Linked DNA regions of Mus musculus: all the other regions are linked to region 1. Evidence: chromatin loops called from intact Hi-C (ENCODE). Cell type or tissue: left cerebral cortex. All regions are shown on one strand. Region 1 has its middle 32 kb from the start of Gm25261. Region 2 has its middle 54 kb from the start of Gm35634. Region 3 holds the start of Gm35779 (a long non-coding RNA gene). Region 4 has its middle 44 kb from the start of Gm35634. Region 5 has its middle 28 kb from the start of Gm35634. Region 6 has its middle 23 kb from the start of Gm35634. Region 7 has its middle 34 kb from the start of Gm35634.

Region 1 (4,000 bases):
CAAAGGGTCCTGGGATCCCCCTATCTCTACTTCCCAGGGTACTCTCTGGATGTGCCTACATAAGTACCACCTCCCTTGCAGAGCTACCCAGTTCTCTGCAAGGCAGTATCTGGATTCTTGGTCTTCTCCAAATTGCCCAAGTTTGCTAGGATAGGATCTCTCTGAGGCCCACCATCAGCAAATCATAGCCTCAGTGACAAGTCATTTCTTCTATCCTTTGGACTTATCTTCCAAAGTGTGAATTGTCATGGAGTCCCAGGAAAAGGGGTGGTGATGTCTGTTGGAGGCAGGATGTAAAGGATGGGAATAATGTGATGGTTGGCCTCCACCGTCCTTGGCTGTGTTTGGAGTCACCTAGGTGACACGTATCCCTACATGTCTATGAGAGCATTTCCAGAGATGTTTCCATGATGGGAAAGATCCATTGTCTTGGTTTCTGTTCCTGTTGCTGTAAAAAAAAAAAAATATATATATATATATATATATATGTATATATATATATGTATATGTATATGTGTATATATATGTGTATAATTTTACATAATACATATAATTATGTAAAATTATACACACACATGTGCATATACACACACAACACATATACGGTTCAGGTTCATAGTCCAAAGCACAGCCCATCACTGTGGAGAGGTCACAACGGCAGGAGTCTGAGGGAGCAGGTCACATGCATGCATTGTCAAGAAGTGGAAAGTGATGAATCACTCAGCTTCTTTTCTCGCACAGCCCAGGAGCCCCTGTCTAGGGAATGGTGCCACCCGCAGCAGGGAAATTCTTCCCATTTTTAATGAACAGCATCAAGATAATCCCCAACAGTCATTCCACAGTTGGCATCACGGATCAAAGTTCTCCCACTGCCATATCTCCCCCTACCTCAGGATGGACTCTATGCCTTCCTCTGAACTCTCCGACAAAATAAGCCTGATTCAGGTGGGCAGGGATGGGGGAGGGGAAGGATAGAAAGTAGGAAGAGCTGACTTTGCTGAGTGACAGCAGACAAGTTACATACCCTTGGTCTTAATTGCACCTACCTCCTGAGACACTATAAAAGTTAGCCTTTCCAGTACATCCAAGGGCTGAGACTGCACGTAGGCAGCCAGTCCCCTGTAAGTGCTGTGATGGTGACTGCGGCAGCAATACATACTTGGCATGAGTGGTGTCCCTGGGAACGCTGGTGAACAGGTCGATACAGAGTGTGGTGTTGGGCTCCTGGAGCCTGATCTGTCTCAAGGCCCACCCCAAATACAGGACAGAGTCACAGGCCCTTGAGTTGTAATTGGGTGCCCTCTTAGGATATCAGAAGCTTGGCATCGTTGAGGGTTTTGGGAATCGTGCTAAGAATGGATGTCTATTGAATTCCTCGGTGGGTGGCTCTGGTCTCAGTAAGAAGCAGATGAGACTGAATAGCAGAAGCGGCTGGTATTCCAGCCTTGTCAGCTGGGAGCAGTGCCCCTAGTATTGAGGCAAGGCCTGGGACAGTCCAGTCTGAGCCTTGTCCTCCAGGTGGATGGACTACACCCCAGGCCGTGCCGCCTACCGTCTGTAGGTGGTGCTGCAGGCTCTCGAAAGAGTAGTGGGGCAGGGTGGGCAGGCCTAGAGGTGGGAGGGGTCCAGAGAGACCCAGGGAGAACTCAGGAGAGGGAGGGAGCTAAGATGCTAGAGAAGGAGGAAGAAATCACCTTCTCAAAGGACTTGAGGACCAGCTCCAACAGTACCGAACTGCCCTTCCCTTCCTTCCCTCATCCACTCATTTGTGGCTCTCAAGGACTCCACAGCCCGGCTCCCTGGACCCTCTATGAGCAAAACTGCCCGCCACTGGCCAGGATCCACCTCTCTGCCCAGGGGTGCTGATGTGTGCTAACCTCCCCAGCCCTTCCCTGTCTCCCCCACATCTCCTCCACATCTCAGCCCAGACACTCTATTTTGAAAGTCTTCCCCTAAATTCCCGTGTTCAGGAACTGACAGCTCTAGGCTGTTTCATTTCATATCTGGTCTCAGGAGCCTGGGTGTACCCAGACAGACACAGGGAGCTTGCCCTCTGGTGTCCTTGCTAGGCCAGTTCAGTGAATGGCTCTGCAGGGCAGCAGGGCCAGAAGGAAGAAGGAAGGAAGAGTGCCTACCCTGAGGGGTAGGTTGAGGAGGGGTGTAGGGAGAGCAAAGAGGGGACTTGGGAGGTTTAGTATACAGCTAGGAGGTGCTTAAGGATCCCAGCTCCGCCTGAGAAATCAGGCCACTGTCAGGAGCCTTTGTAGCTCCAGTGCTGGAGAAGCAGAGACCATTCGGAGCTCACTGACCTGCCAGACTAGCCTACTTGGTGAGTTCTTCTCTAGTAAAAAGCCTTGTGTGGAAAACAAGGTGGACAGAACCTGAAGATAAGGAGATTGTCTTCTGGACACACACACACACACACACACACACACACACACACACACACACCATTTCAAAAAGAAGACGGAGCTGGGGGTGGTAGGATGCAGGAGGACAGAGAGTTGCAGGCTGTCCACAAATGCACACAGCAAGACCTGTCTCAAATGCCAACCAAGAGGCAGAGGCTTGAGAGGAAGTAGCAGCCAGGTGCGCAGCTGCCTCTGGGGTCTCTGGCCTTTCGGTGCCTGTGTGCAGGGCCCTGACTCCTCTGGTCACCAGGAACTTTCTTCCCACATCAGGGTTCCCTAGTAACAAGCATCCGACCCTGCTCATCTGGAGGCTGGAGCTTCGGGGTCAGTGAAAGCATACAGCCCTCCAGATCGTCAACGGACTTCTGCCTTGGTATGAGCCGGTCTGAATGCTTCACCTGCCCTATGGGACTTCTATTCTCTATCCTGTTGTATCTCACAAACCGGAGCAGTAGCCCCCTTGTCTCAAACAAACCATGGTGCCGGCTGGCCTCTCAGATGCAGGTTTTGAGTTGGAAGCGAGTGTCCATTCTGCATCCAGCCAACCAGTGGTGGGAGGCACAGGATGCAGGGCAGGGGAAGGCTCAAAGCACACGGGGTACACAGTGGCATCCATCAACCCCATCCTTGATGGGTACAGCCAGTGTCAGCTCATGGCAGGGAATGTCTCCAACAAAGTATCCTGTCCCCGTTGTGCCAATAGAAGCTCGTTGTTCCTAGCAAGTCCCCTTCCTCATCTGGGGATGTTGTTTCCTGCACTGCCACTAACTGGGTGGGATTCCTTGGCTTGGCCCTCTGTGCTCTGTGGGCCTCAGTTTCCCTCTCTGTAAATGTAAGGGGCAGAGCGGCACCCAGTTTCCACTTGTTTAGAGGCGGCCAGCATCCTCTTCAAAGCTTATCAATCCTGTACCCCTGATGCCTCCGTTATTGGTCCTTTAGAACCCGCTCCAGGGGTTTGGGTTTGTGATTTTTTTTTCTCTAAGAAAGGCTGAATCACTTCCTGGCCCCGCCTAGGCTCAGACTGTAGCTAAGAATAGGCAGGATCTTGTGAGCAGCCTGTGGGAGACCTGGGTTGGTGGGGTTTCAACACTGCTGCAGAGCCTTAGAACAGCTACCTCTGTCTACCTCGGGATGGAGTCCTAGTATCACAGAGTCACACCTGAGTCTTAGTGTCCAGCCCTCGCCACCTCTGCTCTGTGTGGCTGGCTTTGTTCCTCAGGAGTCTCCTGTCTGCCCAGAAGGGTTGGTGGAGGCCTGGCCACACACTTACACAGCCATTGAGATTCTCCTCTAGCCTCCTCTGTGTGTGAGGGAAGGATGCCACGGATGCCTGGCTGTCTCCGTGCCCTGCTACAGACTCCTCAAGGGCAGAGTCTGGGCCAGGTTGTATCTGGCATCCCCTGTGCTGACAGGGCATGGTGCTTTTAGAACATCTGTTCCGTTCATAATGAGTTCTTCCAGTTCTTTACCTACAGTGTGTGTGTGTGTGTGTGTGTGTGTGTGTGTGTGTGTGTGTGTTCATGCACATGCACACAGCTTTGGGGTAGATGCAGAAGACACCATCATACTCTTTGATGGGTCCCTGGAGA
Region 2 (4,000 bases), 85 kb after region 1:
TGGCTCCTGTTTATGCTTGAAGGAGACAAAAGACAAATATTGTGTAGTTAAGAAACAAGTGTTCAATAGAGGAACAGGGCAAGGAGGCAGAGCTGTGGGAGGCTAGGATAGGGCTTTACCAGGCCAGGGGCTCCCCACTTTTTAGTAGTATGAAGTATGAACTGGTGTCTGAAAGCTGCTTGGAACATGGCTGTGGGTTGGACGCCTAGCAGGTGGACCTGTACAGCACTGGAGATGCCAAGTCTGCACTCCCCTGTGAAGCTCAGATTCTGTGATATCCTCTCACTCAGTATGTTACAGTGCTGAAATTCACTTGAGCTGGGTATGCTGGCTCTAATCTAAGCACGTGAGAGACGGTGGCAGGAGGATTGCCTCTAGTTCAAGGCAATTCTGAGCTGCATAGAAAGAATCTGTTTCAAAGCAAACAAACAAGCAAAGACAATTAAAATAAAAAAAAAATGTAAGGCTTGAGAATCTAAGACCCTGATTTCGAACTCAATTATTTTCTAGCGTTGGGACTATTAGGTGAAGATGCGACCCTGGAAGTTTGAGGTTGGGATTTGAGAGCTGTTTGTCCTCAGAGCTTGAGCTTCCAGGGTCGAGGCCTCTGTTGCTGGAGAGGCAGCTTCTGGAAACTTCTATCCCTGGAGAGTGGGTTCTCCCAAGTACCATGAGGTTTATACACAGGATGCACTTGTGGCTCTGTGGCTTAGGAGATGTGGTCCTGTCTGCACTCTCAGCCTGGTCTACTTGCTTTGTGTGTTTAGGAGCCCCCTCTGAGAGTGTAGAGAGTATCAGGAAAGACATCAAAGTCCAAGGTGGGTGCTCCCTCTGTCAGTTATCTCTGGAGTTGTCCTTGCAGACACATTCCAAGGAGAAACTCACCGACTTCTTCTTGACTCTGAGTTCAGTTAGGTTAGATCCTGAATCTCGAGTGTGGATTCAGAGAGCTGGAGCCCATTTTTATTATGGTTGAACATATATATATATATATATATATATATATATATATATATATATATAGTGTGTGTGTGTGTTCAACCATAAACTTCACTATTTTTATTGTGGTTGGACATGCATACCATAAACATATATATCATAAACACGGACACCATAAACTTCACTATTTTGACCTTGTTTCAGTGATATCTACAGTAGTGGTCTCTGTGTGCATGCTAGCAGTCTGATCTCTAGGACTCGGGCCTGGGGGAGTGGCTCAGGGGGTAAAAGTTCCTGAGGACCTGAGTTCAAATCCCAGAACTCATATACTCACCTGTAATCTGAACACTCCTGCAGGGACGCTGGTGGCAGTAACAGGAGAAGTCCCTGGGCTGCTGGCCTGGTGTGCACAGGGAAGAACCAGCAAAGAGACCCCCATCCCAAACAAGGTAGAAGGTGAAGACCAAAGCCACAGATTATTGTCTGACCTCCATGTGGACACTGTGGCAGGGGTGTATACACACACACACACACACACACACACACACACACACACCTCTGAAACTCCTTACTTTCTCTTTCCCCAGGCCCTGGGGCCAGCATTCTACTTTTTACTTCTAAGAATTTGACTATTAAAAAGCATCTCATATAAGTGGCAAACACTGGCCTGACTGAAAAGAGCTTCAATGGGGGTCATATGACCAGAAGGTGTGGGTCACATGACCAGAAGGTGTGGGTCATATGATTAGCTAACCCAGAAGGAGCAAGCATCCTCCTTGATGACAGGCTGGGAGAGATGAGCCAGTGGAAAAAGGCTGGTACTTAGTGACTTGAATGTGCACGCAATTACCACCACCACCACCATCATCATCATCACCATTACGTCATCGCAAAAATTCACCACCACCATAACCATCAGCATCACTATCACCATCAGCATCCTTACCACCATCAGCATTCTTACCACCATCATCACCATCCCCACCATGATCATTATCACCAGCATTATCATCACCCTTGGCAGAACAGCATTTATGTATGGCCATGCACATGCCCTGTGCCCCTGCTTATGCCACAGGGTAAAGCAGCTATCCCAGGGCCAAGAACATGGCGGATAGCTCTGCTGGCTGGATAGCCAAATGCAGGAACCACCAACAGTGTTTGCTTTTAATCCTTTCGTGCCTTCGAAGTTGCGTTTCTGACGTTTCGGCTGGTTCTTGGCACACAGCAAAGTGGAACTGAGAAAGTACAGCTGGAGTTAGCAAGCGTTGGCCTGACTCAAAAAAGACAGCTCCTGCCTGGGAAGATTCTCTTCCCCGGGGAGGGCGGGGGATGACACAGAAAGTCAGGTGGTCTTTCCTGCCATGACTGTCCCCATTTGACATGGAGAAGCAAGGTCCTGGAGAAGTCAAGTGATCTGCCCAAGGTCACACAGCAGCTCAAGCCCAAGGCTGGGTGCCAGAAGGAGGACACCGGTGTGGAAACAGGCACTGAGGAGGGCAGCCTGGAGAAGACCCAGCTGGGCCTGAAGCTGGTGGGTGGGGCTGAGCGGGGCGTGGCAGGGCAAGTGCTCAAGTTGGAAGTCTGCCATGGTTCGCTGAAGGTCCTGAAGTGGTTTCTACTCCAACCCCATCAGATAGAAGCACTCCAGGACCAGGTGGGGATGGGTGCGAAGAAGTAGGTGTTTCTGGGTTGACCTGTTCACTTGATTTGGGACCATAACCCCCCAGTACACATTTTCCCGGCAGCAGGAGCCTTTCTTGATAGAGTGTGTGGCTGTGCCCTCATTTGTGGGTATCTAGATCCTGCTAGCTCCCATCTTAGCTGGGGCTACATGGGAAAGAGCGTGTGATATTTTGATAAGTTTTCCCAACACAGTGGTTAAAGGCTTTCAGTAAGACTGCGGGACATACGAATGAATTCCCCATTGGGGGTCATCCATGATCAGCTTATGTCTCTCTGAGACAGTGTCCCTGATAGGCTCTAAGTTCTCTGCTTACCTCAGAGTCTGCACCTAAGAGTCATCAATAAATACCTGTCAAAGGGAAAAGACCAGGGGTCTTGGATGTAAAAGGAATCGCTGACTCGGCAGTATCTAGGCGCTGAGCTGTGCAGACTTGAGCAGTTCCACCCACGCAGACATCTGGCTCCCGAAATATCCTCGTCTCCCAGGCTAGCGCACACGCAGAGCCCTCGCAGCTGAGCTGACTTGCCTTTTCTCGCTCAGTGAGGCAGGTCTATTTCTAAAGCCATGAAACAGGAAATGAGCTTCGGAGGCAGATGGGAGGAGAGCGGCCTGATCTCCCCAGTTTTAGATTCTGGGGGTATGGGGGGCGGTGTCTGTCCTTCTAGGGATGCTTGGCTCACATAGGGAAGTTACAAGGGACTCACATCCGTGACACTGCAGTTCTTAGCTCACAACATACTGTGCAGCTGGCAGGGCTGATTGGCAGGAGAACCTGGGTCTACATCCTCCTCAGCATCAACGAGTCCCTGGTCTCTTTGTTGCCGTCACCCCCACTCCTATCAGAGATTCCTCTACATCCAAACCCCTTGGCCTCTCTTCCTATGGCTGGTATTGATATCTCTTAGGTACAGACCCTAAGGCAAACAGAAACTTAGGGTCTAAGACATACCCTTTAGCCGCCATATTGGAAGAAGTAAGCAATATGGACTCTGCTATAGGGGGGTTTCTTGGACCTGTAATTGGGTGGATAAAGACAAGGAGACTTATTATTTATAAAAACTTAGGCATTATAGGTGGGCAGACTCTCAGCTATGTCAAGAAACTAACCCTGACTATTCTTGGATGTGGCCGGATTACACACACCTCTCCCCCTCCCCCCTTTACTTTGCCCATTTTCCTCCCCTGACCCTCTCTCCGTCCCAGCACCTGTCCCTTCCTGGTGTCACTCTGGTGAATTTCCCATCTCTGCTTCTTCTCTGTAGGCCTCTCTCAGCCCAGAAGTCTCCCCTCTTCCCTTTCCTGCCCAGCTAGTGGCCATCAGCTCTTTATTAAGCCAATCAGTGAGTGAGGAAGTTGTATGTTTACAAAGTACTG
Region 3 (4,000 bases), 220 kb after region 1:
AGACAGGCGAGGCAGTGTGGCCACTCCACGGAATAATGGCGGCAGCCGTAGGAGGCTCTGGAGGTTCAGTTGTGACTCCCAGACTTGGTCCAGGGTTTGAGGGAGGTGACAAACAGACAAGCAGACTCTGGTTATATACTGGGACAAGCAGTGGAGTGGAAATTTCTCAGGCTCATTAAAGGGATTCTTAACCAGAGAGCTGCCGTCGGGAAAGCTTCCTGGAGGAGGAGGTGTCTGATCTGAGAAGAAAGTTCTGGCACTTTGCCTCTGGGAAGAAGAACTTCTGGTTACTATGGTTGCTATGGGAAGCAAGGATGGGACTGGAATTGATGCCAGTTTCAAAGCAGCACAGCCAGGCAACCTCTTCCCTAAGCTGGGCAAATATACAGCTTTATTTTGATGGGAGGCTGGTAGATTCTCCATATCTTGACACCCCCCACCCCCCGCCCCGTGTGTGTGTGTGTGTGTGTGTGTGTGTGTTGCATGCATGTGTATGTCTGTATACATGCATTTACTTATGCATGTATATGTCTGTACATGTATATATCTGTGCATGTGTGTGGATGTGTGTGTGTGTCTGTGTGTGTGTGTATGTCTGTGTATAATTTGCTTTAGGGTCTGAAAGGTGATTGTAAGTAGCTTAAGTGTGTGAGGCTGGAAGACTAAAGACATCAAAGCTTCATAGAGAGAAATAAAGGGCAAGAGCCAAGCCCAGGGTTCCTCAAGTCCCCCCACCCCATCCCATGCTCCCTCGAGTACACGCTCCTGGAGACCAGGGCCCTTGCACCAACTCTGTGTCCTCTTGCTCTGAGCAGCGGACACAGGAAACCCTCATTTGCCAACAAGCAGGAGCTTCATGGCAGTGAGTCAGCGGGCCTCAGACAGACCACTGAACACCCTGGCAGCAACAAAGGAAGTGCCCATGGAAGCCCGGGGTCCCCCATTCACCCCAGTCCCCCTCCCCCAGTGCTCAGGAATCCTTGCCGGCTCCTGGTCCATGCTCTCTTCTTTATCTTCATCCTTAACCCTTCATCATTTTTATCACCCATTCCTCAGGCACTGCCTGGTACCCTCTGTTGCTAGCTCACCTGCCAGGCAGGCTACACCAAGACACTAGAGGGCCAAGTCCCTGTCCCCAGAAGCACCTCATCTGGCCAGTGACCAGAGCTGAGACACAGGAGCCTGGGTGGCCTGACCCTGGACTTTGGGTCTTAGAGGTGGTGATAGAGGAGGCGTGTCTGTGCTGAGACCTGAGGATGCAAGGTGACCCGGAGGAGCTGGGTATAAGGTTATTAGACAGATTAGACAGCAGAACCCTTGGGCAGGGAGGGGTCTGGACCCTGGATGATGGCATCAGGTCTTCAAAGGAGGGTTTGGGGATGGGAGAAAGGAAGAGAGTCCTCAGCAGATAAGGTAAGGGTAAGATGGGCCATGGAATTTGTTTCACTCTGAAGGCTGGGGGAGCCAGACTGTTCAGTGACAGTTCCTCCACCACTATCTCCTACTTTTCCATACCATGCCCCCATCCCGTTTCTCCCTCTCCATCCCTCCCTGCACCTCCCAGCTCCGTGCCCTGCCTACAGGCACAGTAGCACTTGCAAGAGCCTGCAGCGCCACCTACAGGCTAGAGTTGGTACTGCCCAGAGTGTCCCCCACCTAGGGGACAAGGCTTAGTCCCAGTTTTCTTCCTGCCTCTCAGACTGAGAAGTATAGCCCTGGAACAGCCCAGGCTCCACCTTATTGGCCACAGCCTGAGGCCATGCCTCTTCCTGCCTGAGAGGCATCAATGCCAGCTGCCTCTGTTCCCCTGACAACCTCATTACCTGCCGCACCTGCTCCCCTTGGGACCAAGACCAGAGGAATTTAATATACTGCCTTTCCCTTCAACCAATAACCCAAGCTGCCCAAGAATGGGAGGCCTCTGCTGTCCTGGGAAGGCTCCATCCTGCAGATACGAATGAGGGGCTGTCAGCTCAGTCTCCAGAAACCAAGCATCTCACTCCTACGTGTAACAGGGAAACCCACCCTGTGCAGGCAGGCTTTGGAAAAGGAGCTCAGATGGAAATACCCATGGAATGTTAGTTTGCTATCTGGGCATTGTTGAAGGATGTGTCAAGGATGGTGTCAGATCTCAGGAACCTAGAGAAGGTACCGGAAGACTGGGGTGGGGGGTGGTGGTGGAGGTGGTGCTGCAGTGGCCTAAGGAGAAAAAAAATGTACTGCCCCTCCACGGGGCAGGGCTAACAGAGAGGATGCTGGGAAAACTATCTAGGCAGGGAGACAGTGAGTGAGGCATTCTCAAGAGGGAGGCTGCAGCTGCCAGGGAAGAGCTTAGGCTCTTTAAGGGTCAAGCTGGGAGGGGCTTTGATGCCCCTTTGGGAATCTTAGGAGGCATGACAATGGCAACTGGTTCTCCGGGATATGGCATCCCTGCAGGACAGTGTGGGGGAATAATCGAGACCCTTTTCTGCTGGCTGAAAGAAATGAGATGAACAGAGTTGTGACCATCTCTGCTTTATAGAGACAAAGGCAGAGAGGCCATCCCTTGCCCTTGGTCATTGTCAGGAGAGGAATTCAGGTGGGTGACATCTTGGTCCTGGGCTGAGATGTCGATTGGAGCTTCCCTTGCTTCCAGGACAAATAAATGCCTACCATTGTGGTTCCATCCTCATTCTTGGCCTCCAGGAATCCAGCATCTCAGTGGTAGCTAATGAGCTATGGAAAGCCAGAAAGAGGTGATGGGAAAGACTATTTTTGGACAGTGTTAAGTGCCATGAAGAAAACAGAAGGGCGCTCCAGGACTGAAGTTGGGGTGGAAGGGGATATCAGGCTCCCTCATGCAAGGCCCATCCTGCAGGGCCCGTCTGCTGCAACCCCCCAGGGCTCCCTCACATCCTCTTGCCGACTGCTGGCCTGCAGTAGGTGCTTCCTGGCAGCCCATCTCTGGAAAGTTCCCCTACAGACCTTCTCCCTCTGGGTCAGCAGCCTGCTGCTCCAAACACCGGTTTCTAACACCTTCCTTGAGGACAACTCAAATTAATGGGCCCAGAATAGCAAGAGTTTTGGCTTCCCCAGCCCGCCTCCAGGGCCAGGGGGGTGGAGACAGACAGCTCAGGCTCTTGGAAATATAGCCTTGACCTGCTGGCTTGCTCTGGGGAGAGGAGGAAGTGTTCTACCTCCCGCTGCTTGGCTTTAAATAACTCCCTGTGTTTCCCATAAAATATTAGACACAGGGAATCTGAAAGCAATCGTCTTAGAGCCCGAGACTTAGCACCAGATTACAGACTCGAAGGCTCCCAGCCTCATGTTCCGTTAGTAATGCAGGACCTCATATTTATGGCATCATTAAATTATGGATTCGGAATTAAAAAAACAAGATCTGAGGTATCTCGGGGCCCTGAGATTTGAGAACTTAGGAGTTGGAGAAACTTCAGTACCGACTTTTGGCTCTATACTTCGCTAGCTGACATCCCTGAGCCCGGGCTGAATCTTTCTGTGCCTCAGTTTCCTTTTCTGTTAAAGGCTACCTGAGAGGACTCCTGGGAGGATTGGCTACACAGCCGTGTGCAGAGCCAGCTCCAGGGATCATAGGGTAAGCTGCAAGGTGCACGGGTCTCAAAGCTCTGACAAGGAGTCTAGTAATAACCTCCCTAATAACTGTGCTTAGCCTGTCCCTCTGTCTCCCAGGTTCTGTGTCAGAGGCCACCCAAGCCAGTCTGCACTCTCTCCTGACATGAGGCCCTTCATGACTGAAGACACAGCCTTCCACTCCAAGGCTCGTTTTTTCACACTTCCTGCCTCCTGTGCCCCACTGATTGCTGCCTGGTCTCCTACTCCACTTTCAGCCATCCACTCCGGCAGCTCTGGGGTGTGAGTTTGTCCTCCCACATGGTCTGGTGACCTCTCTCCCACTTCCTTCCTTTATTACCTCTGGCCTCCCCCAGCTCCCAGCCTTTCTGGAAGCTCTAGTCCTAACTCTGTAGACAGAAACATCATTTAT
Region 4 (4,000 bases), 94 kb after region 1:
AATTTGATGGCCTGACCCGGTCCAAATCAGATGAAGTTATTCAGAGTCTACCCTGGGACCATGCCAATCCGTAGCTGCACTGCTGGGTCTGAAAGGGCTGGAGTCCTCAGCAGCACCTAACAGCATCAGTTAGAGGACTCTGGGGCAACCCTCGGTTCCTCCAATAAATCAATCACAAGGACAAACAGAAATCAAGAGGCAGAAAATCAGTGTGGAGGCTGTAAGGGATGTATCCGCCAATCACAGCTTGTCAGATCCAAGTGAAACCAGAAGTCAAACAAGCTGCAAGATAAAAGGACCAAGGGAGTTCTCTGCCTGCAGCTGCTGTGTGAGGCCTGTCAGGAGCAAAGCCTGGTGATGCTGCTGGGTCTGAGAGCCTTAAAGCAGGGGTGTGGCCATCTCCAGGGGCCCAAGGCCACAGGAGAGGAGCCTGTGCAGGATCCTGAGTAACCTACTTAGTAGTGACAGGGAGATTGGCTGGGGAGGAGCTGAGCCAGGTGCCAAGCTGCTGGTGTTCAAAGGGAAGGGCAGAGTGGGGCAGGAATAGGAGCTGAGGACCCCTCCTCTCTGAAAATTCTTTAGCAAGGACTTCGGGAAGTGGCCACACCATCAGCTGGAGGATACACAGAGTACCATGACCTGTCAGCTGGACTCACATGCACTTCTGCACACTCACACCCTCAGGCACATATTCAAGCTTGGGCCTGGATGAGTGGCAGTGTTCTAGCATCTCCCTTACCTCCTAAGGAGAGGAATCCTGCTGCAGAATGGGTTCTGGGTGTCTGAGTCCAAGTAAGGATGGATACACAGACCCCTGTGCAGGATGGGAATGGACCAGCAAGAAGAAGGCATGTACTCAAGAAATACACTCGCTGAACACCTGTCTCCCTGGTAGCTGTCTACCTGAGGCCTGCACTAGAGGGAGGAAGTGAACCAGTGGGAGTCTGTTCTCTCCCATCTACCAGGGAGCAATGAGAAGCTCAGGAAGCCCTCACTACTCATCCCAGGATACGGCATCCTTTGGAAACTGGAGGTTTGCTGCCAGCTTGTCCCCGCAGCCTGCTGTGCTTACCAGCGTGTTTGGCCAATTCTGTAAGCTGTGAATTATCTCCATTCTTGGGCTCCAAAGTCTCAGTAGGGTGAGGTTGTATGGGGGCATTCCAAGGAGAGTACCTCAGGGCAATGAGACCGTGGACCAGTCATTTCTCATGAGTTCCTAAGGTGTGAAGGCCAAGATCTAGGCACTGGGAGATTAGGTGTGGGCCAGGTCTTGTTGGGGATGGTTTTGTGCACTGTGTATTCAGATGCTGATTGCTGTGTCTGGAGATTTGGTTGTAGTCCAGACACACATTAGCATTGTTGTGGTATTTGGAGCATCCCCCGTCTCAGTGATGTGTAAAGATTCTTTTCCATCACCTCTGATAAAGAGCTGATTCAGCCTATAGCTGGGCAGAAGAGAATAGGGTAGAGCTTCTGATCCTCCTAGACAGGGAGGCCCAAGCAAAAAAAAAAAAAAAAAAAAAAGCAAGAGAATAGAACGGGAGAAGAAGAGGAGGAAGAGGAGGAAGAAGAGGAGGAAGAGGAGGAGGAGGAGGATTCGCAGCTGTAGGCAGGTTGTCAGGAGAGCCTCCATGAGGACATGGAACAGAGCTAACCAGGGCAAGACTCCACTTTGCAGGTGAAGGACCATGTGGCAGGGAAGTAGGCAGCCATAGGGAGTTAGAATAGATGAGTGTCTGTCCAGCCTAGTCCCTGCACCTTGTTAATAAATATATTAGGTCTCTGTGGCATTTATTTGGGAGCTAAAACAAGCTAGAGTGGATATAGAAATGTCCTGTTGCTACTTGGGATCAAAAAGGATGAAGAATTGCCCTTGCCCCCATAACAGGTCTTTTCTGGTTCACAGATGTCTCTCTCTGCAGGGACTAGTGTTAATCCTACTCTGGAGAGCGCCCACTTGTGGTCACATCTGAAAGGTCAGATGGCGCTGAGAGGAAGTGCCTAAGAGACCCGTGGACATCCCCCAAGATTCTCACCTCCTCCTGCTCCTACCATTGGTTCCTGTCCTTCTCTGGTCCCTGCAGACTGTCCCCTTCTGTCACACAGGACGAGCTGATAGGAGGCAGCAGAGAGCTGGGTTGTCATCAGCAGTGCTAGATCTCACTCCTTTGTTTGCTTCCTTGAAGACAGTCGTGAGGGTCACATGAGTGAAGTCAAAGCAAGCCTGCTGAGGCCACCAGGAGTCATGTGAATGAGCAGAGGCAGCCACTCCTCAGCCATCCTGGATGTGACTGCAGCCTGGCCAGTGACTGAGCCTTGAGCCAGGTCATGGGATGCAGGCGCCAACCAGCCAGTGCCTCAGCCCTGCCAGGAAGAGGCCTGGGAGAACATAGCTTTTTAAGCCATAAACGTTTGAAGGCCTTTGTCATACAGCCCATGATCACTAGTTAGTTGTTGACAGCCCTGAATCCCCCTTGAGGACCCTCATGCTTTCAAGATAATCTCCAGAGTTATCCAGGCTAGTCAGTGGCTCCAAGTCCTATTTTACCCTAATTGCATCTAGGACTTCAACCCTGAGTTCCCGATGGAGGCCTGGCTTAGCAGTACTGTGTGCTGTTTGTGGGAGGAAGGTAAGAGAAAAAAGAACCCTGAAATACTCCAATGTCTACTACTCCCTTCCCCTCAGCCCCACAGAAAACAAACCACCCATCTTGAACAATGAGGTATACACGGCTGCATTAAGCCAGTCTGAAGTCACGCTGGCTCAGGACAGTTGAGTTAGTTTAGTTGTAGGCTTTTGCAGAGAATTCTGGGATGTGTAGGTCTGTCTCTCAGAGTTGTTGCTAAGCATGGGTCTGAATCCTGAAGCAGTCCGGCAGTCAGCCACCCAGGAAGCCATCCTGAAGCTAAAATCTACATATGAGACAGACATCACACAGAAGACTGCAGAGATACACACCTCGCTCCCTGATCAAAGCATTCTTGAAGCCTACCACCGGGCTGATTTAGTCCCTCAGGAGAGTGCACGTTATTATTTTGAGAAGTTTGTGCATCTTTTATGTTTCTAGAAATGAAAAATATTCTCCCTCATGCCGGCTGGCCAGTTCCTTTGTTTGGATGTTTCCTCTCTCATCTTCTCCTCAGCTCGGCTGTGAGTCCATCCCTATGTGCTAACCCCCTGCTTACCTCAGAACAGAGACTTACCTGGGATCCTGGAAGGGTTCTAGATTTCCCAAATTTACACACAGCGGCTCAATTCCTGATGTGGTTGTGTTTGGAGACAGCCCTTAGGAGTAACAGTGTTAAGTGAAATTCCCTAGGTGGAGCCCCAATCCTATAGGGTGGATGGCCTTGTAAGGTGACAGCGCCCCCTACCTTCCCACCCACACATACCACACCCAGGAGAGGCCTTGCAAAGACCCAGCAAACAGACAACTGCAACAGTCCAAGGACAGAGGCTTTTGAACAGCCTCTGCTGCAGCCTTCTCTAGAAACCCCAGCTTCCAGAATGGGCTTCCAGAATGGGCAAGAGACAGTGTCAGTCACAGCCCACCATCTTCTGACAGCTTGACTGACTGCCAGCATCGAACCAATGACAGGGCTCAGTCACATCTGGGCCTGGGCCTCAAGAGTGGCCTCAACACAAGACACTTCCTCCCAGAGGGATCAGGTAAGACTTTGAGGGGTTGGTGACACCTGAGCCAGCCTTGGAATAGAGCTGACAGTATGGCTGGCTGAGGGGGAGTGGGGAGCGGGGAGCGGGGAGCTTTCACACACAGAAGATACAGGTGAGGCTGCGTCAATGTGGTGAGGTAATTTATATGACACCTGTAGTGAGGCTCAGTGCTCAGCTAAGGCCAGGGGCCAGAAGTGCCCTGAGGTCTCCATGTGATCAAATAACACACAAAGGAGAGAGAGCGAGAGTACTCTGTCCTGACACTAGGGAACCCATCAGAAGCCTTCAGCAGAGAACAAGCCTTGGCCTTTGAAGTCACAGCCT
Region 5 (4,000 bases), 110 kb after region 1:
GAGCTCACTTGTCCACCCAGCTCCTCCTGCATGGCATCCACCAGCCCAGGAAAAATAAACGACTTGACCAAGGTCACAAGCAAATTTCTGACAGGCTTGGGGTTACAAGTCCAAGTGCCTTGATGTCCAGACAAGTTCTGCACAGTCACAGGCTTATGTGGGTGTGGCCCTGGCTCTGTCTGAGTGAACCCTTCTGGTCTGATGGGGATGGGTGGACTCTAAGTTGGATGGTGCAGGGGAACAGAATGGGATGTAGCTGAATTCTTTAAATTTGCATCCTTTGGGGGATCCTGCCCCCCTGTTAGTGACCAGTGTGAGGGTCACAGGTAGCTGAATAGAGAGGTGCCTCTGAAGAGGTGAAGACTAGATCAATAGGAGCTACGGAGAGCAAGATATGGGGAGAGGCCTTGGCAAGCTTCCTAATAAGCTCCCAGGGCTACAAACAGTAAGTCAAAGCTGAGATCATGTGTCCTCTCTAAGTCACTAGAGCCAGAGGGAGACTTGACCTTCCAGTCAGAGAATGTAGCCTGTTCCCACCACAGCCACCTCTGCAGCTGACAACATCAATATGGGGACATCAATAGGGACACTCAACTCATAGATGATGTACAGTAGACAGTGGACAGTGAAGCCATGAGTGGGCAGGCTTGGGGAAACCTGACCCCAGCGTGGCCTTCCACTTCTGCACTCTGGTTTTCCCAGGGGAACTCTCGCTGTTCAATCTGACTCCTTCCGGAGAAGATTAGGGCTGCTGGATTGAGTCAAACGGGAAAAATTGGGATCCTAACCTGCCATAGGCTAAAAATGCCAGGAAGCAGTGTCCTCCGGGACTGTCACTCAGGCATCAGATTCCCAGAGGGGATGACCGCACAGAGAAGCTGATGTGAGCTCCATTGTTACTCATATGTATATGCGTGTGCACACACATATAGACACTCTCATGCATGCACACGCGTTTGCACATACACATACATGTTGCCTGAGCTCAATTGTCTGTTTTCAATGGAGCAGGTGGGTAGCAGCTGGGATCTGCCCTCTCTGGAGAGACGCTTGTCTTCTTTCTGTTTGTGTTAGCCATTGTCTCATAGATGGAGCACAGTGTCTGACAGAGGCAATTTTATAGAGAAAAGGTTCACTTTGGCTCATGGGTTTGGAAGATGCAATTCACCACAGTGGCTGGAATGGCTCTATCCATGTTGGCAAGAGCTTGCTGCACAGCCAGTTCACATCTTGGTGAATGAAGAGGGAGTGGGATCAGAAACATGGCTGGTGTATAACCTTCAAAGACCCAGCTCAGTGACTCACCTCATCACCCAGACCCCACAACCTGCCACCACCAAGACATGATCCTGTAGGGACATTTCTCATCCAGCCCAAGATAACTGCTCTGTGCCCAGCCCCGCCCACCCTGCAGAGCCCTTCCCCCAGCCCCGCCCACCCTGCAGAGCCCCTCCTCCTCTTCACCTTCTCATCTGCCAAACTTGTCCTGAAATTGTAGCCAGGACACTATGAGGACAGGATCTGTGTTTCTCAGGGATCACTCAGAACCTCTGTCTCAACACCTCCGTGCGTTGTGTTGATAAAGAGGAGATGCTACAAGAAAGCCGAGGACAATGACAGATCAGAGTAGCTCCTGGGAAATGGTAGCAAAGGTCACTGTTTGCAAGTGAGGAGTGGGCCAGGGGTTCTGAGCAAATGCCCTAAAGACCACTTGCACGTAGCAACAGCCTGTCCAGCTCCGCCCACCCAGCAGAGCCCCTCCCCCATGCAGAGGCCCACCCACTTCTTCAGACGTGCCACCCACACACTGGCATGGACTAGATCACTTTATACACCTTGACATTCTGAGGCAAGTGTCAGGTGCTATGCCCACCCTATGTGAAAGAAGAAACTCTGGTCAAGGTAAGCAGTCACTTACCACAAATGAATTGCCTACCGACCAAATACCCTGCGAGGGCCAAGCCATCGGCAGGCACTGGGACCCAGAAATCAACACAACTCGGTTCTGTTCTAAGAAAGCTCCCGCTTCACAGGCGGGGTGGCTCTAGCATGAGTTATGGAGTCGGTGGGGAGGGGCGGTGTGGACGGTGGCATTCTATGTGTCTGGGGTGACGGAAGAGCTTTTGCAAGGAGACCACAGTCTGCCTAGCAGTCCCATGGTCCATCAGCCACTTCCCAGGGCATGCCCAGAGCTGCTCCAAGCCCCCATACCAGATTCCCCAGGAGGCACCATGGAACGGGTTTCTCTTCCTCTCCAGCTCTCACTTCCCCTCCACACCTCCCTCTCTCCCTCTCTCCCCCTCGTTCCCTCACACGGTTGTTTTATTTTCAGAGCCCCGGGATCCTCCCCCAAGCTCATGACATTTACTCTTTGGAATGAGAACCTTTTCTGTTTCCCTTTTCCAGTGAGGCTGCGGGGTTAGCTTTACCCAGGATTCCTGCCTCGCTCGCTAGTGCTTGAGTGGCAGGGGAAGCCAGGTGTTCAGTCCAGAACGGGCTGCGTCAACAGCAATTATTAGGTACCCATTGTATGCCAAGCCCAGCTGCAGATCAGGCCCTGCACAAAGCCTCTGGGCGCTAAGCAAAAGGCTGACCCCTCTGTTCCCAAACGCAAGCAGCCCAGCTGTGTCTCGGGCAGCGTTGGAGGAAGGGCCTGTTCATATCTCGACACTCAACATTATTTTTACCTCTTAGTAGACTCACATAGAAAGGCCTCTGCCTGACAGAATGGGTGATGTGCCCAGAACCATACTGCAGTAGAGTGATTCCAACCATAGCCAGCAGCTGTCCCCACACAGGGCTGTGGTATCATCATGCTGGCCAGAGCTAAGGCTCAGCTGGAGGGCCGGTGTGGTAGCTCTGAGCTGAACAGTAGTCCTGTCTCCAGAGGTGCCAAGATCTCCATTCTAGGCTCAATAGAGCCACCACCTCACAGTCTCCAGGAAGCTGCAGCCCTAGACGGTGCTGGCTTCTTCTGCGAGCTTCACAGGGAATACCACTAAGACTCCTGGCTGAGAAGACCCTACTTGTACCCAAAGCAGACTCTTTGCTCCTTGAGGGTAGACCAGATGGAGGTTGTGAAGGTGAAAGCCCAGGTGTTTTTCCAGGGAAGCATGGGCTAGAGTCCCGCCCTGTGTCTATGTGTATCTTCAGCCAGATTCTTAGTCTCTCTGTGCCTTAGCTATAGGCTATAGAATTCCCTTAAGTCCCCAGCAACTAAGTCAGGGCCTCTTCTTGCTGCTTCATTGGTTCTATCATTAACTCAGACTAGGAACCCAAATGCCATCTCTGTCCACCTAAGACATCAGTCTCTGAATGTCCTGACACCAGGCTCAGCTAGGCCAGACTTACTACTGTCACTAAAAAAAGGCTTGTGCGTGGATGAATGGATGAATAAGTGAGTGGGTGAATGAGTGAGTGAGTGAATGAATGAATGAATGAATGAGTGAATGAAAAAGTGTGTGAGCAAATGAACGAAAAGTGTGTGAGTAAATAAATAAATAAGTAAGTAAGTAAATGAATGAATGGGTGAATGACTAAATGAATGATTGAGTGAATAAAAAGTGTGTGAGCAAATGAATGAAAAGTATGTGACTGAATGAATAAATAAGTGAGTAAATGAATGAATGGGTGAATGAATAAACGAATGAGTGAATGAGTGAGTGAATGAATGAGTGAGTGAATGAATGAGTGAGTGAATGAATGAGTGAGTGAATAAATGAGTGACTGAATGAATGAATGAGTGAGTGAATGAATGAGTGAGTGAATGAAAAGTGTGTGAACAAATGAGTGAAAAGTATGTGACTGAATGAATAAATAAATGAGTAAATGAATGAATAAGTGAGTGAATAAATGAGTGAGTGAATGAATGAGTGAGTGATTGAATGAGTGAGTGAGTGAATGGGAAAAGTGAGGTACTGCTGCTCTGGTGCGGCCATGTCTCCTCCTCTCTGGGCACAGAGAGAGATTGTGTGGCAGGAACTTCCTGTCTCCTATTTAT
Region 6 (4,000 bases), 160 kb after region 1:
TCTCCATGCCCCCCCCCCCAAACCGCAGTTCTGCCTCAGCAACTCCTGTGATGGGGTCCTGGAGTCAGTTGCTGCTGTGAAAAAGGCCAGAGTACAGAGCTTATAGATCTGGCCATGGAGAAAGGATAAGCCATCTCTTCTGTCGATTTCAGCAGCTTTTTGGGAATACCCTGTCTGGCCTAGGCTCATCTGGGCCCAGACTGGGGTCCTGGGAGCTGCAGGGGGCTCTCTAATCTCATAGGAGGGGAGCAGAGATGCAAGTCTTGGACTCAGGGACCACCAGCAGTGTTCCAGTTCCACTTGTAGGACCCAAGGGACAGTGGCTCTCTCTCTCCACCTCTGTCCTGCAGGGTCATGCCTCTAGGACTCCATGTGGCAGGCTGTGTGGACCACTGGGCATCCCTAGCTAGCCTAGGATCTCCAATGATGTTAATTGAAAGGAAGTCCCAAAGGCCCCAAGCTTGGGTCTCAGGCAGCCTGGTGGAAGCTAGCATCCCTATGCCAAGGACCTGAGCTCATGACCTGCAGCCTTTTTGTGGGGACTGTACCTGTCACAACAGAAGACAGATCAGACTATGTGGCCTCATTATGTTCCTGCCTATGTTCTTCAGCCCTGCCCAGGCTGTGAAGGCTGCTATAGTAACCACACAGATGAGGTGACAGAGGGAGTACCTGGACACCGCCAAGAGAGCATCTCAGCTGCCAGAGCCTGTGGGGTCCCCAGAGATTTGAAGAAAGAAACCAGAGGCTGAAGGGCCTGAGGTTTGAGACCTCCCAAGGGAAGAAGGAAGTAGGGGGTAAGGTAATGGTTTGAACCACACTCCTCCCAGGCCCTACAACTTGATAGATATTTACATACTGATACATGTAACCCTTTAGAAACAGGACAATGCAGTTGAATGTCCAGCATACAGACATCAGGCCTGGCTCCTCAACCCATACTCCCTACTGGACTAGCCCCAACTCACTTTAGGGTCTCAGGTGCCCATAGGAGAGGAGGCAATGCTCCCATTTCACAGCCAAACAAACTGAGTTCTCAGAAACCACGACCATGTGGCAGACAGAGCCCATCCTGATCATTGGTTATGAAGACCCCATTGTTCCCAGACTGCCTGGGTCTTTTTTTTTTTTTTTTTTTTTTTTTTAGAATCTGAGTCACAGAGTTTAATGAAAAGACACCCTACTTGGCGATGTGACTAGAGGATATGACATGCTAGCGAGGAAGATAGCTTGACAGTGGCCTGCTCCAAAGCTAGGCTCAGCCTACAGTGGCAAAGAGGCTATCTGGTCCGGCTGGAACTGCTTGGCAAGTACCCCAGGTAGAAGACATCTCCCCAGAGGCAGGCAAGAGGGAGGTATGTTCCATCAACTGTAGCTGGAAGTATCAGACTCATCACAGTGCAGGCACATGGTCACCTGTCCCTGAATGGACCACGAGGTTACCAAGAGCTGTGCAGTCTCTGTGCACCACTGTGGTCAGATTCCTCAAATGAGAGAGATACAGTAGCGAGAAATGCAAAACTGTTTCTTCCGCAGTGTCCCTTCAGTGCCCTCTACTGACAGAGTTGGGCATTGCTTCATGGCTCATCGAGGGAAGGCTGGGGTGGGATTGAGAGCCACCAAGCAACAACAAACCATGGTCTGCAAACAATGGCTAGCTGTTCACTGGTAGCCTGTGGCTGCTTCTGGAATGGGTCGTGAGCTAGAAACTCTTTCCCCTTTCTCTTAGTGATTGAAAGAAGTTCATGACAAGTCTTCCATGATGCATCAATACTGTATGCTGTTCAGGCTTCAGTTTTTCTGGACTACATTTTAGATTATGTCATTTTTTTTTAAAGGCAGAGATGTGGGGCTTTTTTCCCGCCTCTGACCACACCTGATTCATTTTCTAGACCCATTTTTGAGTCCCTCAAGCCCCAAATCAGCCCTAATATATTTAGTATCTAGTCTCTACAGAAAACATAGGCTCTGCTCCAAGTCACTAGGGATTCGGCTTCTTCAGTCAGCATTGGTCAACTGCCACCCCCACTCCCCCAGCACTGCCCATTCTGGGAGACACCAGGGACTCTCACTGTGGTGTCACATATGAGCCATCAGGAGGCAGGGACTCTACTCTGATTTCCTAAGATCTGTTCCACGGCAGAGGTCTCTGGGAAGGTGCTGGGTGAAGTCATCTGAAGTTGTGACTCGCTCCACACGCACAAACATCCAGCTCTATGGCCGGATCTGAGCCAACCCTGGTTTGCAACCCAGAGGCCAAGTGTGGTCCATCGCTTCACACAGCTCCGCATCTTCCCTTCCACGAACATCCTTTTCAACACACATCCCAGCCTAAGACACACCCATCCTGTGTTGGAGATGGGCCCATTTCACCGTCAAGGTAGCTGAGGCCCAGAAAAGCTACCAAGTAGAAAGAGAGAGTGGAAATGACAGAAGCTTCTGAGATCTGGTGTTACATTCTAGCCCGGGTGCCTTAGGTCAACCCCGACTTTCCACAACCATACCCATATTCTACCTCTAGTCCATGGCCCTGCACACAGCTGACTGCCTCAGTTCCTCTGTCTGTAAAATGGATCTAAAACCAGTAACAATGAAGGTTATAGCATGACAGTGTTGGCTACAAATGTTTTGGGTCACATTCACAGGCATCCGGGAATAAGGGTGGCCCTCAGAACACAGGTAGGACATACCTGCTAGCACATGGAAGGCACCCAAGAAACGGTAGCTCTTGAGGTACAGTGCCGTCCTCAGCTACTGAGTCCCATGCTCAAAGCAGTCTCTCCCATGCCGACCACCCATTGTGACTGAGCTTCCCAGCCACCAGCAGTCCTGGAGAGGATCCTGGTCTAGCAGAGCAGGAAGCCCCAGCACATCGCCCGCCCTCACTAATTGCATTCTCGGAACTGGAGCAGATGGAGGGAGGGGGTCTATTTCTCTCGGTTTTTCAAAGAGCCTTGGTCTGGGAGATAACTGTGTAATTAAAAGAAGAGAAATGCAAAACAAGCCTTTTAGACAGACCAAGCCGTCTTCGCCCCCTCGTAAATCTATTAATGAACTGTCATTGTGAGATAAAGCCCTGTACTGACCTGAAAGCCAGTTCATCGGGAGGGGGGCGAGAACACTGGCATTGTAGACCTAGGCCTCACGTGGGAAAGGAAAATATATTAATCAGCTTAGCTCTGTCTATCTGCACAAATTCAAGAAATATCTATTGGTTGCCTAGTGATATGGCATTTTCTACCAGACACTGGCTGCCCTGGGGGACCCTGGTTTTCCCACTCTCTGGAGCATCTGTCAATCAAATCTGGAGCAGAAGGAGGTCTAGATGAGGAAGTCTTAAAGACACGAATGGAAGGGAGGCTGAGGTTAGTGGCAGGGGCCTGGGTCTGAGAGGGTCCTCAGAGGTCCAGGCTGTCCTCCTCAAAACCAGTTGTGAAAGAGGCATGCCCTACACGGGGATGAGCCAGACCCTTGGATGTCATAATCCAGGCTCCCTAGAAGGAGGAGGTTCATGGGCAGATGTAGGGTGAGTTATTCAGGAGAAAGGCAGGAAGGGTATGGACCTGTGGGGAGCACTGGAGTATGTGTGGTACTTCATGGCTGTTCCACACAGACAGTGAGTCAGCTATCCTGCAGCCCGGTGTCAACTAGGTGGTCCAAGGAGGGCAGTAACCCCAGGCATCCCCAGCTGACTGGGCCCAATGGAGACAAGAATCCCTCAGGACATTTAGCAGCAAGCTAATCATTAGCTGCTGGAGGATGGGTGTCTATGGGATGCTGGCCGGTTCCAACAGGATGTACATCAGCTCCTCACTCTGACTCCATCCATCACAAACAGATTACATCCCTGCCCACCCAGCACCACCCCCTTGGGCCCTCCACTCAATCCTCTCCCTTCTCATTGCTCTTGAGGGAAAAGAGAGTCCTGGGTTCCTGAGTGGGTGGAGCCTCAGATCTGGTCAACAGGAGTACTAAATGTCCCTGGAAAACACAGTGATTA
Region 7 (4,000 bases), 100 kb after region 1:
AGAGATAAGATGAGCCCCGCCGGACCTCAGCTCCTGTGTACTGTTGAGCTTCAAACCCCGCTGACTTGGACCCGAGGTTAGAAATATTCCGCTTCTTGTGAGTGAGTGCCTCACCCTCCGTCAAAGGGCTTGGTGACAGTACAGAGTTCATGGGCAGGGACTTCAGAAGAAAATGACAATCTAAAAAAAAATCATTTGTTCCTTCCTTCCTTCCTTTTTGTGGTATGGGGACTCAAACCCGGGGCTTTGAGCAAGTTAGGTAGGTGCTCTGCCCTTGAGCTATGTCTCTATGGCTGTCTCTGTATCATCTCTATCTCTATCTCTATCTCTATCTCTATCTCTATCTCTATCTCTATCTCTATCTCTGTCTCATCTCTATCTAACACTAGCTATATCTCTTTTAATTTCTATTTTGAGACAGGGTCTCATTGTGTTATCCAGACTGGCTTTGAACTTATGACTCTTTTACCCCCCAGGCTCAGCTATGAGTACCTTTAGGAGCTCCACTAGATTCAGTTGACACAGATAAGTCTTTGGCTATTTCTGTCCCAGACCATGGTGTCATAGTCTACAGACAGACACTCCGCAGAGGAGGAAAGCCTGGTACCTCCCAGACTTGGCTGAGAAACATGTCCTGTTTAGTGTTGCCTCTCATTTTGGGAAGCTGAACACGGGTAACCATGGCAGCCCAACAGGCACTATATGCTTTCTTTGGATGCTCTTCAGAGTCCTAATAGGACAAGAATGTTCCCTAGGTCTCAAAGATATTAATAAAAGACGGGTTATAACTTTGCTCTCACTGTTTCTACTGGAGAATGCTGGGCACTGCAATAAAGTACCACTTACAAAAAAATCTGGGCCCAAAGGTGCTCTGTGGTCACGGTGCCCATATCAGCAACAAACGGGAAAAGTGTGTGTGTGTGTGTGTGTGTGTGTGTGTGTACCTGTGCATGTGTCTATGTGGTTTTCTTTTTTGTAAAACTGCTCATTCCCATCACACCCAAAAGGTATAAATTTAAGCTAATAAAACACATGTTGATTCAAAGGAAACATAAGAGACTAAACCAGTTATCTAAAAATCATTTGTTCACTAATTCATTCATTCATTCATTCATTCATTCATTTGTGATATGGGGGATGAGAATCGAACCCAGTGCACAAAAGACCAAAGAGGGAAGAGCCCTGAACTTGGGGGCACGAGGATGTAGCAGAGTCGCCATTTGAAGAGTCCACCATGTTCAGTCCGATGCACCAGACTGCACTTGCTGCTGCTGCTTCAAGCCAGGAAGACCCCTCTCCAGATGTGAGCACATCAGACAGAGACTATTCAAGCACAGCAGAAGAAATGCCACAGAGAAGATGGGCCCCGATGCATGGAGACTTGTCACAGATGTTGAAACAAGCTCATAGTGACCAGGTATGACCATGTAAGGTCTTCACTGTAGAGAAATGAGTGGTTTGAGAGAGTCACCCAAGATCATGTGACCGGCGAATAAAACTACCAGAATCTGAAGCAGGTGTGTCTACTTCCAAGTCCCTCTTCTTTCTCCTTGAGCTCATCACTTACTGTGTGACGTCATCCTGAGAGCGCACAGGGAGAACATCCCATGTGCCGTGTCACAGTTAGTTATGAGAGCCTGGTTTCACTAAGATGATGCCAGTGAGTCCCTGCAGGACCTGAATAGATCTGTACAGGGGCTCTTAGGAATGGCAAGTGCATTCCTTAAGGAAAGGCCCACGCAGAGGCCATGTTAGTTACTGTTCCGTCACTGTGATAAAACACCATGACCCAGAGCAACTTCTTCGTGGCATGGCAGCAGGAGCAGGAAGCTGAGAGATCACATCTTTAACAACAGCACAAAGCAGTAAGGGTGGGCTGGAGGAAAAGTGAGGTGCCCCCTCCCCACCCACATTTCCTCCAGCAAGACTTTGCCTTCTAAACCTTCTCAAACAGCGCCACCTACTGGGGACCAAGCATTTAAATGCCCGAGCCTTTGGGGGACTTTTTCTCATTTGGACCACCACAAATTCATGGCTATATGCAAGACAAAAATCAAAGGCTGTCACTGAGCATCTGCAGTCACTGGTGTCTGCAGTGTGCTGAGAATTCAGGAATACTGGATCACAGGGAGGTCAGGGCAAAGGGAGCCAGGGCTGAAGACAGGGAAGGATGCGTCTGAGAATAGAATGTTAGACGATGATCCTAAAGTAGAGAAATGCTCTTGGCCACAGGCTTGCCACCATGTGACAGCCCAGGTGCTGCTGCAGCCATCAGCAACAATGTGCAAGTGTACAACAGAGAGAATAACTGTACCAGGGCCAATGGGTGGCCTGGAGCCAGGACATGCAATAACTCTTTTCTTCTGACACTGTGTCTACAGGAGCTTGCCTGGAGTCTGTCTCTAAGGCCTTGCATTAATCTTAAAAAATGGCCAAGAGTGGAATTTATCTTTTAACAATATTCCACTCTTGCTTGCTGCTAGTGCCCAGGGCCTGTTGCCTGTCTGTTACTTACAGTGTCTGAAGATTGACGGCCACTGCACTCAACCCAAGAGCTGTTTAGTGGTCAAGGACAGGGTAGAAGACATCATCAGAGAGACAGAAAGATCAGCAGAAAACAAAGGAACAGAAACCAAAAGGATAGAAAGGGATGCCCAGAGAGTGGGGGTAAACATAGGATCACAAGACCAGGAAGGGAACCAAGAAGGCAGGGAGGCCAGGAGCCAAGGCCAAGGCAAGAATTTGCCAACATAGAGTGGTTGAAGAGAGGGTCTCAGTAGCAAGATGACCAGAAGCCCACATGAAAAAGAAACTAGCCCACCAGTGGGCTTAGCACAGACAGGTTCTGGGGGAGCCCCTGAATTTGAAACCTTATTAGCTACCAAAGCTCCCATTGCAAACCTCTGCTCCAGAGGGCCAACCTGACCTCTGCCATTGACCTTCCTGCCGGGCCCCCTGCCCACCTGTGCCTGGCTCACCTGACCATCACTGGCTGATCTGGCTCTCTAGGTTTAAGGTAGTATGGTGGATAGAGAGTCTCTACCCTCCACGGCTTCGGGCTGCAGCATCTTTCCCACGTGGTCCTTCTTTTCCCTCCTGCAATGTCAACTTGCTTCTCTGAGAAAAGATCCAAATGGAGGTTAAGGGAATCAAGTATGATTTAATCCCGTTTAAAGGTAACTAGGAGCACATGGGTGTAACAGGCCCAACTGTTCTGATCCCAGCTCTCTCTTGTCCTGCCTCCTCCTCCTCCTCCTCCTCCTCCTCCTCCTCCTCCTCCTCCTCCTCCTCCTCCTCCTCCACCTCTTCTCCCTCCTCCTTCTCCTCTTTCTCTACCTCTTCCTCTCCTCCCTGCTCCTCCAAAGACACCCAGGATGCTCCTGAAAAGAAGGGAATACCATCTGCTAGGTGTATTTCAGAAACTGTGCCTGGGGGATCCGGCAAGGCAAGAAATGAGGCGCACTAAACTTAGCACAGGGCTAGGGGGAAGGAACTCTGTGTTCTCATGCCAGGTCCAGGTCTAGAAGGCTGGGGAGCAAGTGACTGCACCTGCTCACTGTTCACAGGGCCTAGTAGCCTGAGGAGGAGGCACTCTCCAGGGCCAGCCCTCAGCTCACATCAGAGTCAATGCTAATCCAGTCACCCAGCAAAGCAGCTTCAGTGCTGTAAGGGAGGGGCCCCAGGCAGCTGAAGCCCAGGGCAGCTTTTCGTAGCAATATTATAATTTTCAATTCCGAGACATGCTTTAACATTCTACAGTAAGATGTACCTTTTGATTGACCTAGACATTTAATCTCATCTTTCTCTTGTTTTCTTTCTTCTCCCACCACCCCCACCCCATCCCCAAAAGCTGTTATTAAGTTGATGGTCTATTTTCTGATAGCTTCTTACAGTAAAAGCAAGTAGACTCAGCATGACAAATACTGTGAGCAGCAGTCCTAAGCATACGAAGTACCCAGCATGAGTATCTACAGTGTCTTATGTCACATCAGAAAAATTA

Evidence for each region. Peaks named below come from ENCODE experiments on the same cell type or tissue, not always from the same donor. Only the 100,000 strongest peaks of a DNase experiment are listed, where the experiment ranks them.
Region 2: it touches region 1 in a loop (2.5-fold over the local background); 16 of 42 quality-filtered maps call a loop at or near these places.
Region 3: a loop joins it to region 1, with 5 times the contacts of the local background. A loop is called at or near these places in 7 of 42 quality-filtered maps.
Region 4: a loop joins it to region 1, with 2.4 times the contacts of the local background. A loop is called at or near these places in 7 of 42 quality-filtered maps.
Region 5: a loop joins it to region 1, with 2.6 times the contacts of the local background. A loop is called at or near these places in 4 of 42 quality-filtered maps.
Region 6: a loop joins it to region 1, with 3 times the contacts of the local background. A loop is called at or near these places in 17 of 42 quality-filtered maps.
Region 7: it touches region 1 in a loop (2.7-fold over the local background); 16 of 42 quality-filtered maps call a loop at or near these places.

The regions. Positions count from the first base shown.
Region 1 is chr4:131,268,823-131,272,822 of GRCm38, forward strand. No RefSeq gene overlaps it. Among named protein-coding and RNA genes, the nearest start is that of Gm25261, 32 kb to the left of the region's middle. In left cerebral cortex, a CTCF peak has its summit at 1,548; DNase peaks (open chromatin) are centred at 1,375, 1,520 and 3,451; H3K27ac peaks cover 1,120 bases.
Region 2 is chr4:131,353,448-131,357,447 of GRCm38, forward strand. No RefSeq gene overlaps it. Among named protein-coding and RNA genes, the nearest start is that of Gm35634, 54 kb to the right of the region's middle. In left cerebral cortex, no CTCF peak of the experiment used is centred here; DNase peaks (open chromatin) are centred at 2,203 and 3,120; H3K27ac peaks cover 1,111 bases.
Region 3 is chr4:131,485,367-131,489,366 of GRCm38, forward strand. Gm35779 (a long non-coding RNA gene) reads right to left here and starts at 89. Exons shown (of 8, transcript XR_390804.2): 1 at 1-89. RefSeq lists an enhancer at 1-347. In left cerebral cortex, a CTCF peak has its summit at 1,640 (motif pointing left); DNase peaks (open chromatin) are centred at 250 and 1,616.
Region 4 is chr4:131,362,847-131,366,846 of GRCm38, forward strand. No RefSeq gene overlaps it. Among named protein-coding and RNA genes, the nearest start is that of Gm35634, 44 kb to the right of the region's middle. In left cerebral cortex, CTCF peaks have their summits at 1,978 (motif pointing left) and 3,377; a DNase peak (open chromatin) is centred at 1,968.
Region 5 is chr4:131,378,947-131,382,946 of GRCm38, forward strand. No RefSeq gene overlaps it. Among named protein-coding and RNA genes, the nearest start is that of Gm35634, 28 kb to the right of the region's middle. In left cerebral cortex, no CTCF peak of the experiment used is centred here; DNase peaks (open chromatin) are centred at 2,015, 2,414 and 2,725; H3K27ac peaks cover 578 bases.
Region 6 is chr4:131,429,880-131,433,879 of GRCm38, forward strand. No RefSeq gene overlaps it. Among named protein-coding and RNA genes, the nearest start is that of Gm35634, 23 kb to the left of the region's middle. In left cerebral cortex, a CTCF peak has its summit at 1,557 (motif pointing left); a DNase peak (open chromatin) is centred at 1,530; H3K27ac peaks cover 55 bases.
Region 7 is chr4:131,372,765-131,376,764 of GRCm38, forward strand. No RefSeq gene overlaps it. Among named protein-coding and RNA genes, the nearest start is that of Gm35634, 34 kb to the right of the region's middle. In left cerebral cortex, a CTCF peak has its summit at 1,971 (motif pointing left); DNase peaks (open chromatin) are centred at 607, 1,897 and 3,495; H3K27ac peaks cover 485 bases.